2 separate regions of the Homo sapiens genome follow, and region 2 is linked to region 1. A link is a loop called in an ENCODE intact Hi-C map of the cell type or tissue named here. Cell type or tissue: B cell. All regions are shown on one strand. Each heading gives the region's core, and the rest is flanking DNA. Links, peaks and the distances in the headings are about the cores only. Region 1 overlaps RAP1GDS1 (Rap1 GTPase-GDP dissociation stimulator 1). Region 2 overlaps RAP1GDS1 (Rap1 GTPase-GDP dissociation stimulator 1).

The links. Hi-C counts contacts between places; a loop is a spot of excess contacts. Peaks named below come from ENCODE experiments on the same cell type or tissue, not always from the same donor. Only the 100,000 strongest peaks of a DNase experiment are listed, where the experiment ranks them.
Region 2: it touches region 1 in a loop (1.9-fold over the local background); 2 of 110 quality-filtered maps call a loop at or near these places.

What each region holds. Positions count from the first base shown.
Region 1 is chr4:98,340,218-98,351,171 of GRCh38, reverse strand. RAP1GDS1 (Rap1 GTPase-GDP dissociation stimulator 1) reads right to left here. Exons shown (of 15, transcript NM_001100427.2): 3 at 7,911-8,033. Among named protein-coding and RNA genes, the nearest start is that of RAP1GDS1, 84 kb to the right of the region's middle. In B cell, for the core only: no CTCF peak of the experiment used is centred there; no DNase peak of the experiment used is centred there; H3K27ac peaks cover 550 bases.
Region 2 is chr4:98,289,332-98,300,285 of GRCh38, reverse strand. It overlaps RAP1GDS1 (Rap1 GTPase-GDP dissociation stimulator 1), which reads right to left. Exons shown (of 15, transcript NM_001100427.2): 2 at 6,771-6,878. Among named protein-coding and RNA genes, the nearest start is that of RAP1GDS1, 33 kb to the right of the region's middle. In B cell, for the core only: no CTCF peak of the experiment used is centred there; no DNase peak of the experiment used is centred there; H3K27ac peaks cover 1,391 bases.

The sequences.
Region 1 (10,954 bases), core at 2,044-10,043:
GTACTAAGTATCCTACTACTCATGTTAAGAAAATGAATTATGCTGTACATGTTCATGAATTCAATGACCATCTATAGGAGATGACACATCAATCTGCTTATCTACCTCTTTAGTTAATGGTTACTTTAGACCCTTCATAGATTTCAAATCTTTTTCTTCTTGAGACAAGGTGTCACCCTATCACCCAGACTGGAATGTAATGGCATGATAATGGCTCACTGTAGCCTCGAACTCCTGAGCTTAAGGGATCCTCCCTGACCTCAGCCTCCTGCATAGCTGGAGCTACAGGTGTGTACCACCAGGCCTAGATAATTTTATTTATGTATTTATTTTTGAGACGGAGCCTTGCTTTGTCACCCAGGCTGGAGTGCAATGGCACAGTCTCGGCTCACTGCAACCTCTGCCCCCTGGGTTCAAATGATTCTTCTGCCTCAGCCTCCCGAGTAGCTGGGACTACAGGCAAGTGCCACCACAGCCAGCTAATTTTTGTATTTTTAGTAGAGATGGGGATTCACTATGTTGGCCACGCTGGTCTTGAACTCCTGACCTCGTGATCCACCTGCCTTGGCCTCCCAAAGTGCTGAGATTACAGCCGTGAGCCACCACGCCCGGCCAATTTTTTATTTTTTTATAGACAGAGTTTCACTATGCTGCCCTGGCTGGTGTCGAACTTCTAGGCTCAAGTGATCCTCCCATTGTGGCCTCCCAAAATGCTAGGATTATAGGTGAGAACCACCAGGCCTGGACTAGATTTCAAATCTTAAATTAACATGCTACTAACTCATATTAAACACAGATGTTCATTATCCTTTTCACTGAACTATGCCTGGTTCCCAACAGTAAGATGATTTCATTGACTACTAAAACAAGAAATTTAGGAACGGTCTGATTTGTACTCATTCATAAATAAAACTTGTTTATCTTATTATTTTGCTTGTTTTGTTATTGCTATTCAGGCAATGGCAACATTGAAGAATTACTGTGTTTCTTTTATGTTTTGCCTATATGATACCAATCTTTCAAAATTTGGACTCTACAATCAATAGCTTCAAGTATTCTTGGAATAATAGAGGGTAAATAATTACAGAAAAATTGTGGAATCAAAACTCTTTGGAACCATTTTTTACTCAAAAACATATAAAGATAAAACAAAGCTAATATATTCCTCAGCTTTCAGTCACTGTCAGTCTCTGGATAAAGTAAAAAAGAATTTCTTCTAAAACTCATTTGCTTTTCAGCTAATTTACTTTTTTAAACAAAGAGTGGTAGTCCTCGCTAGCTAATTTTAAAGACATAAAGTTATCATGCTTCAGGCAGATATATTAAAAAAAAAAACAGGGATGTTTAAGAATCTGTTTAAAATGTGCAAAAATCATAAGCATTCTTATACACCAATAACAGACAAACAGAGAGCCAAATCATGAGTGAACTCCCATTCACAATTGCTTCAAAGAGAATAAAATACCTAGGAATCCAACTTACAAGGGATGTGAATGACCTCTTCAAGGAGAATTACAAACCACTGCTCAACGAAATAAAAGAGGACACAAACAAATGGAAGAACATTCTATGCTCGTGGATAGGACGAATCAGTATCGTGAAAATGGCCATACTGCCCAAAGTAATTTATAGATTCAATGCCATCCCCATCAAGCTACCAATGACTTCCTTCACAGAATTGGAAAAAACTACCTTAAAGTTCATATGGAACCAAAAAAGAGCCCACATTGCCAAGTCAATCCTAAGCCAAAAGAACAAAGCTGGAGGCATCACACTACCTGACTTCAAACTATACTACAAGGCTACAGTAACCAAAACAGCATGGTACTGGTACCAAAACAGAGAGCTAGACCAATGGAACAGAACAGAGGCCTCAGAAATAATACCACACATTTACAACCATCTGATCTTTGACAAACCTGACAAAAACAAGAAATAGGAAAGGATTCCCTATTTAACAAATGGTGCTGGGAAAACTGGTTAGCCATATGTAGAAAGCTGAAACTGGATCCCTTCCTTACACCTTATACAAAAATTCATTCAAGATGGATTAAAGACTTAAATGTTAGACCTAAAACCATAAAAACCCTAGAAGAAAACCTAGGCAATACCATTCAGGACATAGGCATGGGCAAGGACTTCATGTCTAAAACACCAAAAGCAATGGTAACAAAAACCAAAATTGACAAATGGGATCTAATTAAACTAAAGAGCTTCTGCATTGCAAAAGAAACTACCATCAGAGTGAACAGGCAACGTACAGAATGGGAGAAAATTTCTGCAATCTACTCATCTGACAAACGGCTAATATCCAGAATCCACAAAGAACTCAAACAAATTTACAAGAAAAAAACAAACAACCCCATCAAAAACTGAGCGAAGGATATGAACAGACACTTCTCCAAAGAAAACATTTATGCAGCCAACAGACACATGAAAAAATGCTCATCATCACTGGCCATCAGATAAATGCAAATCAAAACCACAATGAGATACAATCTCACACCAGTTAGAACAGTGATCATTAAAAAGTCAGGAAACAACAGGTGCTGGATTGGCTGTGGAGAAATAGGAACACTTTTACACTGTTGGTGGGACTGTAAACTGGTTCAACCATTGTGGAAGACAGTGTGGCGATTCCTCAAGGATCTAGAACTAGAAATACCATTTGACCCAGCAATCCCATTACTGGGTATATACCCAAAGGATTATAAATCATGCTGCTATAAAGACACATGCACACGTATGTTTACTGTGGCACTATTCATAATAGCAAAAACTTGGAACCAACCCAAATGCCCATCAATGATAGACTGGATTAAGAAAATGTGGCACATATACACCATGGAATATTATGCAGCCATAAAAAACGAATGAGTTCATGTCCTTTGTAGGGACATGGATGAAGGTGGAAACCATCATTCTCAGCAAACTATCACAGGGACAAAAAAACAAACACCACATGTTCTCACTCACAGGTGGGAATTGAATAATGAGAACACTAGGACATAGGAAGGGGAACATCACACACCGGGGCCTGTTGTGGGGTGGGGGTACGGGGGAGGGATAGCATTAGGAGATATACCTAATGTAAATGACGAGTTAATGGGTGCAGCACACCAACATGGCACATGTGTACATATGTAACAAACCTGCACGTTGTGCACATGTACCCTAGAACTTAAAGAATAATAATAATAAAAAAGAATATGTTTAAAATGTTATACATATTATGTTGGAGAGGCTTCAGAATGGCTGACAGTCGTCCTTCTTCAAAGGGGTTCCTACTACCTATACCTCTACATTCACACCTGCTATCTTTCACAGCTGGCTGGATTCTGACTCAATAGCCTAAAAGATGGTCTACTTTGAAGGATTTCCTAAAAAGAACAATGGCGATGAACTTAAAAAGAAACAGGCAAAAAATCAGATTCTCTCTCTAGGCAATTTGAACTCGGAGAACTGAAAATTTTGGTTCGGGGAAAGGGGCAGTACTGCAAGGGAAAGAGGCTGAAACCAAGATACATGCAGAATGACAGTGAATAGAAATCAACGTTAGTGGATGCCATTATGCTGTAGAAAGCAGGAGCCATTAAGTGTTTCTGTATATGTGTATTTGCCTACACAACATAGAATTCACTTTTTTTTCTTTGCAAAACATGTATAGGTTAATGTAGAAATTCAATACAGAGGTTTAAGGAATAGGTACTGCTCTATTTCAATATCAATAAAAATAAAAAGTTGATTTCCACCTAAGACTAATGTTTTTCCCTTTGACTGTAGTAATACATTCATTAAATAATTGTCGATTATTTTTTATTCTTTTGTAAATTTAGAGTGTTAACGCTTTACTTTCTTTCTTTTACTTTCTCAAACCTACTTGAATTACATATTCTTTCAGCAGCATCATAAAGTACAGGCTGTGATGAAAATTATTTTCTTTTTATATACACCAAGATTTATATCCCCCTCACATATCCTCAAATATTAAAAAACCTAACATCTACTTTCTCCACTTTTACCTACCTGAAGAAACTATTTTATTAAAACTCTCTTTTAAACCAAAATTTTCAAGCCAAATAAAAACACTGAGTAGTAGAGTCCACCTCAGTGTTTATTAGACTAAATCATAACATATTCATGTTTGAATTTTCTCTAATAACTTCCCTGTATTAACTCTTAGCTTTTTATATTTTTCTTTTGAAAAACAAGGAAAACTATGAGGCATGAATATAAAAGAATGAGTGACTTTTATATGTGGGTTGTCAAACTGACATTTATATTTTTCACTCACTCTTTGTACTGCCCTTGTTTTTAAAGAAAGTACTGGCCGGGCGCAGTGGCTCACGCCTGTAATCCCAGCACTTTGGGAGACCAAGGTGGGCAGATCACGAGGTCAGGAGTTCGAGACCAGCCTGGCTAACATGGTGAAACCCCGTCTCTACTAAAGATACAAAAAATTAGCCGGGTGTGGTGGTACGTGCCTGTAATTCCACCTACTCAGGGGGCTGAGGCAGGAGAATTGCTTGAACCCGGGAGGTGGAGCTTGCAGTGAGCTGAGATCGCACCATTGCACTCCAGCCTGGGCGACTCCCTCTCAAAAAAAAAAAAAATAAATAATCATTCTTACAAAATGACGGAGGTTAAGCTTCCAACACTGAGGTCTCGAGGTATACTTTAAGCTACCTGACAATATAGTGCATTTTTCTGGAGTCTCAACTTTATTCAATGATTTTTCTAGGGCACACATGCATTTTATACTAAAATAAACATGTACTACATGTACCTGTTATGGAATAGAGGGCAAAATTAAAATAAATAAAACAGAACAGGAGACTTCTGTATTTCTGGTTAATGCTCTCACCAGGTCCTCTTGGGTGTACATTTTCACTCTTTTGTTGTTAAGAGCACTCAGGCGGAAGTTTTGATAAACACTTTGCAATATGATAAAGTACACAGAAGAACAAAAAAAGCATAATGTTAATCAAAAGTACTGATTCTGTACTGCTTTATACTGAAACGTGGTTCTCAAGCTTTATACTCATCAGCATTACCTAGAGGACTTGTTAAAACAGATGGTTGGGCCCACTCTTGAGTCCCTGATTCAGTAAGTCTGGGTGAGTGGATCCAAGAATTTGCATGTAACAAGTTCCCGGGTGAGTCTGTTGCTGCTACAGGTCAAAGGCAGGGAACTACTTTAGAGGAACAGACATAAAGCAGTTCAACTTTTGCTGGTTTTTATACATTTTCACATCAGTTACCAGCCCAATCTTTCAGGTTACATGCTGCTACCGCTGTACTCAGACCACCTCTACACATTCCACTGCCATCATAAATTCTCATTTACTGAAAAGAAATGAAAGGAGAGAAACAAACTAGTGCATAAAATCCAACTATCATCACTTAAGTGTGATGACAGGTAAGATATTTAGCCTCTATGTTTTCTTATCTGTATAAAATAACTCTATCTCATATGGGATTGAAATAATGTACACAACACTTAAATTATGTTAGCACAAAATCATAGCTGGCATTAAGAAGTATTACTATTATTATTAAATACTTTGAGAGCCCAATTCTGAAATATTCACAGATATGTCATATCTTATTTGTCCTTTGCCTCATATCAGTCTTAAGTCTATTATATAAGGGAATAATACATTTAAAAGGTCTAAAAAATCTTTTACTATAATTTATGGTCAAAGCTACCCTCCCACATTAAACTCGCCCACGGAACTTCTTACAAATCCTCTAAATTTTGAATGTCAGCACAAAGGTGTGTTAATTTTTAAAGATTCTTTTTGTGCGTACAAAAACCTATTTGGGGTTTATTTGAATGGAAGAAGTATATGCTAATATTTCTCCTCTGTGCACAGCAGAGTAAAGATGAACAAATTAACTTCCAACCTCATATTCTCTGGTTCATACAATCTTTTTCATCGTCAATTTCTAAAAAGAAATATATGCCCAATCAGTGTACTATGTTGTGTCAGGTTGCATTTCTGAAGTTACGTATTTCTTTTGAAAAGAACACTCAAAGGCCAGAATCAGTGGCTCATGCCTGTAATCCCAGCCCTTTGTGAGGCCAAGGCGGGAGGATCCCTTGAATCCAGGAGTTCGAGACAAGCCTGGGCAACATAGGGAGACCTTGTCTTTACAAAAAATAATAATAATTTAAAAATTAGCCAGGCATGGTGGCACATGCCTATGGTCCAGCTACTCAGGAGGCTGAGATAGGAGGATTGCTTGACCCTGGGAGGTCAAGGCTGCAGTGAACCGTGATCCTGCCACTACACTTCAGCCTGGGCGACACAGTAAGACCCTGTCTCAAAAACAAACAAACAAACAAAAACACTCAACAAGACTCTGGTCCACTTTCTCAGCCAATCACTTAAAAAAGTAATGTGGTCATGGAGTAATAAACACCATACCAATGTATCCTATTTATTTTAACCAGTGGAGGTTAGTGATATGCCCTTTATCAGCCTCTGATTAAAAGTATAAACATTAAAAATTCTATTATGTCTTTCGAACATAGCTGTCATCTACTAGAGTATTACTGTAAGAAACTCTTCAAAGCAGAGTTGTCATGAAATTGTGACAGAGCATTATGAGGAATATTATTAAGTAAGAGAATATAGGAATGGCAATCCATTTCACAAAAATCTGTTATCCAAAATTTCAGATTTTATACTATAAGAATGCTTAAGAAAAAAGATTTTAAGATAAAAATTGTGGAGTCTCTACCTTGATTTCTGGAAATCTATACTATGACTCTAACAAAGTTAAAAATAAAAGACTTGTTCTTAAAAACCAAGATGCTGGGTATCTAAGAAAATTCAGATAGGGGTTGGTCCAGGTTAACAAGCAATGTCTGGAAAGAATTCATTTTCAAACTAGATCTGCTTCTTAGATGTGACATATAAGAGTGATAAGTGGCCAATTTTCTAACAACCACCAAAAAATCATATACCAATATAGAATCTAACTGGAACTTGAAATGCATTTTGAGAACCTCTACACAAATGACACAGCTTCAAACAATTTTCTTTTTGGCAACACATCTAAAAATACATTGTTTTACCAGCCCAAACCAACATATACTGGTACTTTACAAAGCCACCTGCCATGATGATTACGCAAATTCCTTCACTTTAAAGAATAATATATGAAACATACTACAATAAAAGGCTAAAAAATAATGTAAAACTGACAAACTGAGGCAAACTAAAGGTATTATATATAGTACGGCCTTCTTATATGCTTAAACATTGCTTTAGGAATTCAGTGTTTTTCTCAAACGGACTGAATTAAAACCACATGCAAATATTTATGCTATGATATAATTCATCCAAAGAATCTCTCAGTGTATAAATAGTACACAATCTAAACTTTGTTGTCATTATTGTTTTTCCAGAGTATTCTTACATGGAAACTTAAGAAATATATGGTGAGTGTAGAAAATAGAACGTATATTCCAACTATACTGTTGAAGTGCCAATGTCGGAACAATAGGCCAAACTAAAAAAGAACAGTGAGTTTATGTGGGTATAACACAAACAAACATAAATATTTAAAAATATATTATCTCTTATGGCAATAAAGATGAATGACTCAGTGGCAAGTTCAAGAATCTTATACCCAAAGTAATAAATAACACAGGTATAGCTGAGGGCAGCAGAGCTTTCCCATAATTCTACTGAGAAGGAATGGGTTATCAGATGGGACAGGTATGAATGACTGTAACTATAGCCATTTAAAACAATTACATGAAGAGTCAAACAAAAGATAAATAGAAATAAAAAATGTCTAATCTACAAAATTAAAACATAAATTAATAAAGCATACTGACAAGTAAGATGTAAAACTGAAGACGTTCCCAGCAGAAAAGTTCTTGAGGTAAACCTCACCATTTTTGGCTACTTCTGCTATGATGTTAGCTACTTTGGCTTTGCAGGAAGACTGTGGAGTCAACAGACTTGCAAACAGCTGAAGTATTCCACTTGCTTGGATTTTTTCACTTGTTTCCGTATCTAAAAGAGATACATACAAAGAGCTTCAGTGAAAATCTTTAATGCTAACACTGACAACCATTATCTACAATAAATTCTTCAAGAATTTTTCCCACCCATAATAGAAATTAGTTTCGGTATACATTCAAATATATGTCTTTATACAAAATTACCTTCTGCTCCACAAGCTGCTTTTATTTTGAGTTTTAATCGGCACAAAACACTTGATAATATAATATTTTGTTTATTTACAGTCAGACTATAAAGAAGTTCTTTCTGAATATATCATTTGCATACCAAACTTACTCTCAATGTTAGTTCTAACCCTGTCTATTCAGAATATAAATGCTTTTTTTCTACATCTCTTCTGAATTCTAAGAGCTATCACTTTATATAAACTCTATGGTTCCCTATAATGCCATAGCAACTTTAAAAAATGGCAATTAGGCAAAAAACTCACCTCCTATCATTTTATACGGAATGAAAAGTGATAGTCAAGGGATTACATGGTTCCTATGACTCCTATGTTTTTCATGCAACTCATTCACATCACCATTAATGAAGAAGAGAAATAGTACACTGCAAAAACCCATAGTATTCTGAACTCTATTTGGTGATACAGAAATTCAAGAGGCCCCCACTTCTTTCCTTTCCTTGTTAAAATACAAATAATGGGCCTATAAAAACAAGCTACTTCATGTATGTTACTGAAAGAATGACCTATTAAAATATGTTAAAAATAAAGAAAAGCTCAAAGAAATAAAATTATTATTTGTGAACAATGAAGAGAAATGGCATGTGTTTAAAGCTAGAGGTTATAAGGCTCATTAAAACATTCAATTGAAATTTGTTTCTATATGTAGCTCCTCTATGTCCTTTAGATTCTTGGATATACATACAAATAATAGAGAACCCTAAAAATTTCTTGTTAACTAAATGGCAGCTGATGTGATCAGTAAAGAGGAGGAAAATCATTTTTTATAATTTGAGAAAGTCCACAAAAAAGTACGTAACATATTTCTTTATAATAAGTGCTGATTGTTTAATACAGTTTTTCAAACTGTGGGTCCCAATCCATTATGAGCGCTAAAATCTACTTGGGGAATGAAGACTAGAAACTGGTTAAAATAAAAGAATTAACAACATCTACAACAAAAAAGAAGAGAAAAATATTGCACATGGTAAGGTCAAACATTATGATTGAAATTTTGGTTTGAATTATGTATATGCATATGCATATGTGCCTGTAAGTATATATGTACTGTATGTAAAATGTATTTCCAATCATGGGTTTGAGGAAAGTGAAAAACCACTGCTCCTTGTACCCCTTGACTACCAGGATTTGGAGTTAAGGAATGATAACACTCCAGTTTATTTTACTGGACTAAAAAGTAAGTTTTTAAGGAACCACGTGAAAATGTGACACCTAAGATTTTTTTTTTTTTAAGCAAAAAGCCATAAAGAACTAAACTTAATTTGCCATGTTAAAATCTTTCCTTTTCTGACCATTGCTACCAGAAGAAATATAACCTTAGAACACTGGGTCATACTGCCCCAGGGGTCTAGCCCCACCATCTGCTGGTACTGGGATGACAGCAAGAGTCTGGCATAAGGCATGAATCATGATTAGATATGAAGCCGAAGCATTTGTTATGTGTGGAGGCGAGCAGTTAACTGCAAATCACCCATGCATGTCTCATTTAACTGTAACTAAAAGAGTGGCTTAATATCATAGTGGAATGTCAGGGGCAAGGGGAAAACAAAACAAAACAATGCTAACTCTTGCACTCCAATGACACTTTCCACAGATTAAATCCAGTGAACTGGGAGAATAGCTGTACTAAACAGGAATCCAGAATTTGAAAATAGTATTTTCACTGCTATTGTCAAAGAAATAAAAGGGAAAAACATAACCTGGTTTTTCACATAAATCTGATTTACGATTTAGAAAAATCTAACAGGAATTATTTTTACCTGCTAGCATGTAGATTTCTATATAGGTTTAGAATGTAAACGTCTGGGAACTACCATTTTTCTGTGACATAAAAAAGTAAAGAACAAATTTGTACTTTATCACTCAAACACCACTGTCCAATAAATAACTACAAAGTGTATTTTTTTATTTTTTAAACTTTTATTTTAGGTTTAGGGTACATGGGTAGGTTTCTTATATAGGTAAATTGCATGTCATGGGGGTTTGGTGTAAAGATTATTTAGTCACTTAGGTAATAAGCATAGTACCCGATAGGTAGTTTTTCAATACTCATCTTCCTCCCACCCTCCCTCCTCAAGTAGGTCCCAGTGTCTGCTGTTCCCTTCATTGTATCCATATGTACTCAATGTTTAGCTCCCACTTTTTATATATATATTTACATATATACATATATGTGAATATATATTTTTTCTTTTTTGAGACGGAGTCTTGCTCTTTCAACTAGGCTGGAGTGAAGTGGTGTGATCTCAGCTCACTGCAAACTCTGCCTCTTGGGTTCAAGTGATTCTCATGCCTCAGCCTCCCAAGCAGCTGAGATTACAGGTGTGCACCCCAATGCCTAGCTAATTTTTGTATTTTTTAGTAGAGATGGGGTTTTGCTATGTTGGCCAGGCTGGTCTTGAACTACTGGCCTCAAGTGATCTGCCTCAAGTGATCTACCTTAAGTGCTTCCCCAAGTGCTGGGATTACAGGTGTGAGCCACCATGCCTGGCAGCTCCCACTTAAGTGAGAATGTGTGGTCTTTGATTTTTGTTTCTGTGTTAGTTTGCTTAGGATAATGACCTACAGCTTCATCCATGTTGCTGCAAAGGACATAATCTCACTCATTTTATGACTATGTAGTATTCCATGGTGTATATATACCACATTTTCTTTATCCAGTATACCATCGATGGGCTTAAGTTGATTCCATGTCTTTGTTACTGTGAATAGTGCTGCGATGTGTGTG
Region 2 (10,954 bases), core at 2,084-10,083, 51 kb after region 1:
TGAGCCTTCAGTAAGTCATAACTTTTTGCTGCTGGATGATCTTTCCTCAATGCTGAATGTTGCTGACTAACCACCACCTAATCAGGGTGCTGGTTGCTGAAGGTTAGGTGGCTATGTCAACTTCTTAAAATAAGACAAAGTTTATCATCCTGATTGACTCTTCCTTTCACAAAAGATACCCGTAGCATGCAATGCTGTTCGATAGCATTTCACCTATAGAACTTCTTTAAAACCTGGAGTCAATTCTTTCAAACCCTGTCAATGTTTTATCAACTACGTTTATGTAATATTCTAAATTCTTTGTGTCATTTCAATGTTCACAGCATCTTCACCAGGAGTAGATTCCATCTCAAAAAACCACTTTCGAGGCCAGGCGCAGTGGCTCATGTCTGTAATCTTAGTACTTTGGGAGGCAGGGGCAGGTGGATCACAAGGTCAGGAGTTCGAGACCAACCTGGCCAATATGGTACTAAAAACACAAAAATCAGCCAGGCATGGTGGCGCGTGCCTGTAGTCCCAGCTGCTCGGGAGGCTGAAGCAGAAGAATCACTTGAACCTGGGAGGTGGAGGTTGCACTGAGCTGAGATCGTGCCACTGCATTCCAGCCTGGGCGACAGAGTGAGACTCTGTCTCAAAAAAAAAAACCAAAGCAAATAAAAAAAAAAACCACTTTCTTTTCTCATCTATAAGAAGTGACTCCTCATCTGCCCAAGTTTTATCGTGAGATTATAGCAATTCGGTCACATCTTGAAGTGCCACTTCTAATTCTAGTTTTCCTGCTATTTCTACCACATCTACAGTTACTTCATCCACTGGTTTTGAACTACTCAAAGTCATCCATAATAGAGGGAATTAACTTGTTCCAAATTCCTGTTAATGTTGATATTTTCATGCTACTATAAAGACACATGCACACGTATGTTTATTGCAGCACTGTTCACAATAGCAAAGACTTGGAACCAATCTGAATGTCCATCAATGATAGACTAGATAAAGAAAATGTGGCACATATACACCATAGAATACTATGCAGACATAAAAAAGGATGAGTTCATCTCCTTTGCAGGGATACAGAAGAAGCTAGAAACCATCATTCTGAGCAAACTATCACAAGGACAGAAAACCAAACACTGCATGTTCTCACTCATAGGTGGGAATTGAACAATGAGAACACTTGGACACAGCGGGGGGAACATCACACACCAGGGCCTGTCGTAGGGTAGGGGGCTGGGGAAAGGATAGCATTAGGAGAAATACCTAATGTAAATGACAAGTTAATGGGTGCAGCAAACCAACATGGCACATGTATACCTATGTAACAAACCTGCATGTTGTGCACATGTACCCTAGAACTTAAAGTATAATAAAAAAAAAGTTGATATTTTGACCTTCTCCCATGAATCATGAATATTCTTAATGGCATCTAGAATGGTAAATCCTTTCCAGGTTTTCAATTTAGTTTGCCCAAATCCACCAAAGAAATCACTATCTATGGCAGCTATAGCCTTATGAAATGTATAATAAGGCTTCGAAATTATTCCTTCATCCACGGATGTTGTGTTAACAGGCACAAAAATAACATTTATCTCCATGTACGTCAGAGCTCTTGGGTGACCAGGTGCATTGTCAATGAGCAGTAATATTTTGAAAGGGATCTTTTTTTTCTGAGCAGTATGTCTCAACAGTGGGCTTAAAACATTCAGTAAACCATGCTGTAAATAGATGTGCTGTCATCCAGACTTTGTTTTCCATTTTCAGAGAACAGGCAGAGAAATTTAGCATCATTCTGAAGGGCCCCAGGATTTTCAGAATGGTAAATGAATGCTGGCTTCAACTTAAAGTCACCAGCTGCATTAGCCCCTAATAAGAGAGTCAGCCTGTCCTTTGAAGCCAGGCATTGACCTCTCCACCCTAGTTATAAAAGTCCTAGGTGGCATCTCTTCCAATACCAAGCTGTTTCATCTATACTGAAAATCTGTTGTTTAGCACAGCCTCCTCCTTCATCAATGATTTTAGCTAGATCTTGTGGGTAACTTGCTTCAGCTTCTCCATCAGCAGCTGCTGCTTCATCTTTCACTTTCAGTGTTGTGAAGATGACTTCTTTCCTTAAACCTCATGAACCAACCTCTGCTAGTGTCCAACTTTTCTTAATGCAGTCTCCTCACCTCTCGGCCTTCTCAGAACTGAAGACAATCAGAGCCCTGCTCTGGATTAGGACATGGGAATGTTGTGGCTAGTATGATCCTCTAACCAGAGCGCTCAAAGTTTCTTCCTATCAGTAATAAGGCTGTTTAGACTTCTTATCATTCATGTTTTCAGTGGAGTAGAACTTTTAATTTCCTTCAAGAACTTTTCCTTTGCATTCACAACTTGGCTAACTGGCTCAAGAAGCCTAGCTTTTGGCCTATCTTTGCTTTCAACCTGCCTCCGCTTTCGACATGCTTTCCTCAATAAGCTTAATCATTTCTAGCTTGTGATATAAAGTGAGAGAGATGTGACTCTTCCTTTCACTGGAACACTTACAGGCCACTGTAGGATTATTAATTGGTCTAAATTAAACATTGTGTCTCATGCAATAGGGAGGCCTGAGGAGAGGAATAGAGATGGGGAGTAGGGGGTACGGCATAGCTAGTTGGTGGGGCAGTCAGACAGACACAATATTTATCAATTAAGTTTACCATCATACATGGGCATGGTTCACGGCACCCCAAAACAATCACAATAGTAACATCAAAGATCATTGACACAGATTACCAAAGTAGATATAATAATAATGTCTGAAATGTTGCAAGAATTACCATAATGTGACACAGATACACAAAGTAAGCACAAGGTGTTGGAAAAATGGCACTGAAAGACTTGCTCAACTTAGGGTTGCCATAAACCTTCAATTTGTAAAAAATACAGTATTTGTGAAGCTCAATAAAGTAAAGCACAATAAAATGAAGTTTGCCTATAATTACGTATGCTTAGCATTGTAGCCTAGAAGGGAGCCAAAAATCAATACAACAAATGAAATAAAGAACAAGGGCTAGCAAATTACCTTAGGGCTAGAAAATAAAGCAAGAATTCAACATGTGAGTGAATATTATCATAGAAGATTAGAGATGTGGAACTAGACATTAAATGCTTTTTTTCTTTAAAGACAAGTAAACACGCAGTATCTCACAGAGTTGTTCTATAAAAAATAAACAATTACGTGACTCTCGTATGAAATGGGAATTGCCATCAAGCAAGAAACTAAGTTAAATACAAAAAAAAAAAAAAGAGAACGAGGCAGGGGAAGACAGCTTACTTCTTCAGGGAGAGAGTTTAAAGCTGTATGGCACACTTTATGGTCCCCCCGGCAACACAAAATGGTCTTCATCCTCAAAATGGAATAAAATGGATAGAATTTTTATTACAAATAGAATGTTAATTTTTCTTGCCTTTGGGACTTTAATTTAAACTAATAGTTTCTCTTGCAAGGTGATTTAGATGCCACATTCTCCAAAGACAATTCCTGTCTTAATGTTTGGGGATGAAAATAGGTGGCCTATTGTTTTACATTTCCAAATAACCATAAAATAGAGTAACCATACTACAATCAAATAAGCATTTACTGAGAATCTTCTAACTATAATCTGAATCAAAAGAGACCAAAATAAACAGAAGCTGATTTCTTGGCTGGTAGCCTTCACACATTTACTAAAAACATTTTAAAACTGAGATCTGATGTATTTATATGAGTGAATGAATGACTTTATATTAATTTAGATCATAGATTTACACAAAATGCTTGCTTAAACAAAATGTTTTCATAAAATCTAGTAAGTATTCAAATCTTCTTGTCTCTTAAGATAGACACATATAGTATAAACGTTACAGAGAGAAATACTGCCAATGGTAAAAAAAGAAAACCACTCTAAAGCCATACATCAAAGTAAAAATTCTAATTTCAGATTACAGTCATTTGTAATATGCAATTCAAATGCACTAAATCACACAGTGTAAAAATTTCAAAAGCATTATTTTGTTCCTTTCAGAGATAACCTTTCCAGTAACAGGGTAATAGACTGTAAAATAAAATTTTGTTTATATTTCCATTACATACATTACCATCTTATATTTGTACAGAATGGAGAAATCTTTCTTTCCTGATCAGGTGCAATTATGGTACAGTTGTTATTTTTAGTTAAAACACCTGACACTAAGGAAGAATTATGAAACGAGAAGCTCTCTGTGTTTTTGTTGTTGTTGTTGTTGTTGTTGTTGTTTAAAAAGCAAGTACAGATTCTTCTAAGTTAAATGTTTTATAATTTTACATTTAGGAGGACAGAAGTAGCAATGGCTCAATCACCTTATTCAAGGAAGAACTGTAGAAAATTAACATCTCACTAATATATTTTACTTTTTCTTGTTAAAAAGGCATATGCTGACTTTATAAAGTGTATCAATAAATGCCTATAAAATACATATATCACTTTATAGTTCAAGAAAAACAGGCTTATCCACTTTAATAAAAATTTAGAGCTATTTTTATTAAAGAAAAAACAAAAATTTAAAACACAATGTTAAAACCTAGCTTCTTGGAATGATTTCACATTACATGAACTCAGCAAAAAGCTTCACTTTATTCAGATTACAATTTTTTATTTTGTAAATCAAGAGTTCAAATCCAAACTCTGGCTTCTTCCAGAGCAAGGCAAATAAGCTTATTAATCTGTTACCTCATCCTTTAAATGGTGATAATAATACCTACCTCATGGGACTATAGGAAAGATTAGATAGTGGCTATAATCCCCAGCCCAGTGCTAAACATACAGTAAGTGATCCAATGACAGGTGTCAAAGACTGAACATCTGCATGAACTCCTTTTTCCAATTCTTCTTTGTCAGTAGTCTTAGGCTTGAGGGCATTTATAAATTTTGTTTCAGATTGTTAACAAGACATTCCTTTTGTTCCCTTCCTGGGGCATCATTAGTTAAATTGGTGAGAGTTTATTGTTTTAATACCTTGTGGTTACGTGGCCTTAACATTTTGTGATACACAATTTCACAAGACCATTTTCAACAAAAGGTACAGTGAATAAGTCCGCAATGGGCTTATTCTAATGTAAGCTAATTTAATCTAATAATTATGAACTTCTCAGTGTTTCTTAAATCTGTTCTTTTAAAAGCTATACACTTTTTACTCCCTTTTTTCTTCATTTCCCTTCAACTTCATCTCTTTGTCTTCCAGTCTTCCTAGGAGACAAATGGGCAACCTCTACAGATGACCAAGAATATGACCCTTCATGTCCTTCAGTATCTAAAGCAAATGGTCTATTTAAAAGTTTACTGTCTAACAGAGAAAAAAAGTGTTGCTGAAAACAGACGAAGGTTATAATAAAACAACTGTTCAAAAAAATATACCTGAGATACTCAATTTACTTAGGTTAATTATGTTACTGTGTAAAGCTGCCTATACAGGCACATGTAAAAAAAAATCAGGTCATCGTGTGGTTCTTCCTAGTTTCTAGACCAGTGCTATCCATAAGAATTTTCTGTGATCATGGGAATATTTTATATCTGTGATCCCCAAGAGAGTGGTCATCTGCCAAATATAACTACTGAGAAGTGAGACTAAGGAACTTCCTTTTACATTTTATTTACTTGTATTAAATTTAAATAGCCACATGTGTCCACTAAAATGGATAGCAGGCTTAGACGTTCTCCTTTCCTGTCCTTTTTCTTTACCATTTTGAGCCTTATCTGGATGCTCTTATTGAACTCCTTGTTTCAAATCTCTTCCTGTTATCTCTATGATTAAACAGCATGACAGTTGTAATCTAAAATAATTACTGAAAAATAATTTTAAAAGCTAGCTCTAAAATGTGCTTTTTTGATGAAAAGTACTGCAATCAATTATTTTAGATTTTTCTAATCAAGGTTTACTAAAAAATAAAAAAAACATATATCAATAAGTGTTGAAACCTTACAATTAAAACCTTAACAATATATACGTTCCCCTCCATTCTTTGTCAGCTACATAATTAGTTTCAGGATAGGACAAGAGCATAATTAAAAACAAGTACAGAAAAAACCACAGCACAACCAAGCAGAATTAAGATAACAAATGAAAATCACTCTATACTGATCTATTAATGGTGATAATACAGAAATTAGTGACTAGAAATAGGATAAATAAAATGCAACACAATGGTCAATGAAGAACTGTGCAGTTTCTATCTCTAGCATTATTTATCACATCAAAGATAAAATCCTACCCCAATTTCAAAAGATTTTTGATGACTTCTAATGGTTCCTTCCAAATTTATCTATGCATACATATTATTTTAAGGTACAATTATTTTAAAATATGATAAGATTCCAAAAAAATGTTAAGTGTTTTAAGCTCCCCCTCTGTTTCTCCTCTCTCTCCCTCCCCACTCTCCCCACATATAAAACAATCTATTTTTAAAGCACAGATGTAGGTGCTAAGAAAAACAACTACGATGCTTGACTGTTAGAAATGAAACAATGGCCTCTCTCTGGGACTGGTATTAATGTCATCACCACCCATCAATTCCTCCTTTCTTTGCCTATCAGCTTGGCTTTGAGGATCTTGCGGGGGCGTGGAGGGAAGTAGGAGGGTAGAACATGTAAAACAATCTCAGTATTCAGGGATATGATTCAAAAGAATTCAAGTTATATGAATACAAAGTTATGTGCTTAACTACATACCAGTTTCTGAATGACTACTGATTTGATTTTCTTCTTTGGAATTTGAGTAAACATAATGAAACTTACTATTTTGAGCCAGGGCTTGAAGCAGACAATCCAAGCATCCTTCTAAACTATCCTCAGTCTTGTCAACAGCTGTTATCTTCAGCTTCTTCAAGGTATCACTGAGATTATCTGCTTAAAGAAAAAAAAAAATCAGAAACTCAACCTTATGACCACCATATGTTACATGACAAAAGGATAAACAGTTACCACTAAACTGGAGAGCTTCCTATAATAGCAAATTAACCTCCACGTACATTCCAAAATGGCATTAGACTGTACTATTAAAAAAATTTTAAATGCACTTTGTTCACTTAACTCAGATATGAAATATTCATTCTGCTATGTGTAAGATACCAGGAATATTCCAAATATTATCAAAGAACATCTTTTTTCCATATTCTTATAACTTATTGAGCTTGTTCAGGAAAGCATCTATGGCTTAGAAAAATTAAATGTTCATAAAAAATTATATAGTTTTACAAACATTTTATTTCATTGTTCACTTCCTCTGTTGTACATTAAAGACATAAAAAATGAAGGTTTAGAAAAATTTCAAAATAATATGATTCCAAATAATACAAAGTGTGATAACTACAAAACTTACACTGTCATTTCAAAAATACTTCACATCAAAGTACTGCTTTAAGCCCTAACATGCATATTTTGGATTATAAAGCTATGCTTTCTTCCTAAATTATATGTGAATTCCTCTAGATCACAGATTCTCAAAACCTCTTTACACTATTAAAAGTTATTGAGAATCCCAAAGAGCTTTTGTTTATATTATTGCTATAGACATTTAACATACTACAAAATCAAAACTGAGACTTTTTAAAATTATTTAGTAATTTACTTAAATGTAACAATTATAAACCTACTGCACATTAACATAATTAGCATTTTAATGAAAAAAATTATTTCCTAACAAAAAAATTTAGCAAGAAGAATAGCATTGTTTTTTTTTTTTCTTTTATTATACTTTAAGTTCTGGCTTACATCTGCAGAACATACAGTTTTGTTACATAAACATGTGCCATGGTGGTTTGCTGCACCCATCAACCTATCACTTACATAAGGCATTGTTTTACATTTTTAGAAATTTCATCCAGGCCCGGTGGCTCATGCCTGTAATCCCATCACTTTGGGAGGCCAAGGTGGAAGGATCACTTGAGGCTAGGAGTTTGATACCGGCCCGGGCAACAAAGTGAGTCCTCTTCTCTAAGAAAAATAAAAATAAAAAAATTAACTGCATATGGTGGCATGTGCCTGTATTCCCAGCTACTCAGGAGGCTGCAGTGGGAGGATCACTTAAGCCTGAGGAGTTTGAGTCTACAGGGAGCTAGGATTGCTCCACTGCACTCTAACCTGGGTGGCAGAGCAAGACCCTATCTCTTAAAAAAAAAAAAGGAAAAAAAAAAAATCTCCATAATGTGGTTCAACAGAAGATGACTGGACTCTCGTATCTTCTTCTGTATTCAATCTTGGTTAATATGCTGTTTTGGTTTGAATAGATGAAGAAAATTTAGTCTCAATATATACGTAGTTGGAAAACACGTGAGTATTTTAACAGCCTTTTCAGATAATTGCGGATATTCACTGATATACTAAAACTGGACACCTGGCAGTTCCTTAAAGGTTAGTTGCCCTGCTAAGCCGAAACAATATGAAAGCTTCCATTTTCCAGAAGAGGAAAGATTTATCTGATTTATCTGATTAAGGCTGAGGACTACTGGACATGTATGGCTCAACCCCTTCTGCATTCCTGTTATTTTAGAAACAACAAGAATTTTCTGTTCTACACCTGTGGCTGTCCAGGTGTACAGTGACAAAATGAGTAAATATGTATAATTCAGCAGTAAATTACTAGTAATCCCATTGTGACTCTACAAATAGAGGCCTTAACTCTAGACTTTATTAATTTTAAAGCAGATATTTTAAATTCTAGCAGACGACTCATATGCTTATATCTCCAGTGGTTCTAAGCTTGGGTAAGAAACAGAGGATATTATTTTTGTACTCCTTCAAACCATGACAGTAAATTTCAGTAGTAAATCCTTAGCATCCAAATTACTTTTTGTGTAATTCCAGAGAGCTGTATTTTACATTTCCTTAAAAGCACTGAAATTGTTCTAATGAAAATTTGTCAGCCTCTGGCTGGTAATGAGGCAGTAAGTAGAGATAGAAATGGAGAAGTATTAACAAATAAAATAAAATTTTTTCTTAAAACAATTTCTTTCCTATATATCAACATATGGTCTAGTTCGTCTTGTGAAATATGTGACATCTTCAAAGGGTTAAAGCAAAGTTGACTTGGTCATTAAAATTCTGAGTCTCCCACTTCTTACCCACTCAATCGCTCCTTAAAACCTGATCTAACCAAGTCCTCTAAAAGCCTATCAAAATTACTCTGTCAAAGGTTTTAAATGATATCTTGACAAAGCCAATGAATTTTTCTCAATCCTCTTGTTTGATATCTCTGTAGCAATAGACAGTTTTTCCATTTCTGAAACACCTCTTAACTTAGAAACATCAGTCTAAACACTTGTTTTTGGTCTTCTTCAATAGATCTTCCTTCTCTATCTGCCCCTTTAATATTAGTGTGACCCCAGTTGTGCACAGAGCCTCTTCTCTTCCTGAATAATATATGCATGCCCTTCAGAATATTAGGATGGTATGCTCTTTCCTTCTGTCCTCCCTTCTTTTATTCAGCTGGACAGACCACTTGCTTTATGTCCCTATCAATATAAAGAATTACCACATTTTAGGCCTTGATACATTTGGATAAAACCTGATGCAACTTCTGGTAACCGTGAACAGCTAACTATCATTCCTCGCATTTCTCAAAAGTCTCTGTTAAAGACAAACAGCTATACTTTCCCACTAAAACCTTCAAACTTTGCCAAGCCTTTTTTTTCTTTTATCTTAGGCACCAGAGGCTCTTTATGCTCCAACCTCTCTTCTATAAACCAGAAACAAATTATTTACTGGTCTGTAAGTACTTGCTGCAATGGAAGAGTTTTCATAAGACCTAAATTTTTAGCTATCAGTTCCTTTCTTAACATCAATCTAAGAAAAACTAATGAGGAAAGTGATGCTGTTTTAATATTTAAATAATTTGACCATAAAAGTACTTAAGATCATCACCAACAACAAAGAATACACTTGACTGTGAAGAAAGGACTGTCCCAAAGAACAAATCTCAAGACAGTGTCATGTTAAACTAGGAAGTCATGAAATTCTTTATGTTATTTGTGGTGGCATTTTTCAGTTTATCTTCCTCACAATATTATTCAGAAATGGTAGCTTTATTTTCAAGGTTATTGGATCTAAAACTTCATACTTTTAAATGTTAATCAATTCTATCACTTTACTATATGCCAGTAAGTAGATACATGGGTATATAGATAGATATGTGTTTGTTATCTTTGGACAATTATACCATTGCTGATGATAAAACCGACAGGAGACAAGTACACAAGAACTGCTAACTGAGCTTGTAAAAGTTCAAGACATTTTTACCTCACTTCAAATGTCACTCAATTTTTTTCTGTATCTATTATTTTCACATAACTATCTAGTAACAAAGCTTTACTTTGAAAGCATCACTATCCACATCAAATCCAAAAAAAAAAATATTTCTGTGCTAATGTGGTTTTCAAGTACCTAGAATACAGCCAATGCATGAATGGAAGAATTTCAAGTTTATCTCAAAATGAATGGCATTAAGTCAATTTGGGGCACCTGGCTTAGCAGCTGGAAATAATAGCAATCTCTCTTGAATATTATGTTTTACTTATCTAAAGGGTTTAGTATCTGACAGAATGAAGCTATTTTTAAAAGCTTCTCTAATGAAGTAGGAATAGTAGTTTCTGTTAGCATGTCAAGTGGAAAGGACTGTGTTTAAAAATTATAATATTTTCAGTTTTACTATGTTGTATTTTCAGTTTCCTACTTTTCTTTCTTTTTTTTTTTTTTTTTTTTTGTTTACCAGAGCTGGTCCTAAACCGATCAGAAACTTTTACAACTCACATTATGCCATCTCCCATTACTTTCTCACACAACATCATGTGTGTCAGTCCCACCACATTATTGGCTTTTTCCCAAGCACACTTTCATTTTCACAATTGTGAGAATTAAATTCTTTTCTAAAATTCCTTTCTGTGCATTTTCCACATCTAGCATGGCTACTTACTTGGCGAAGTCAA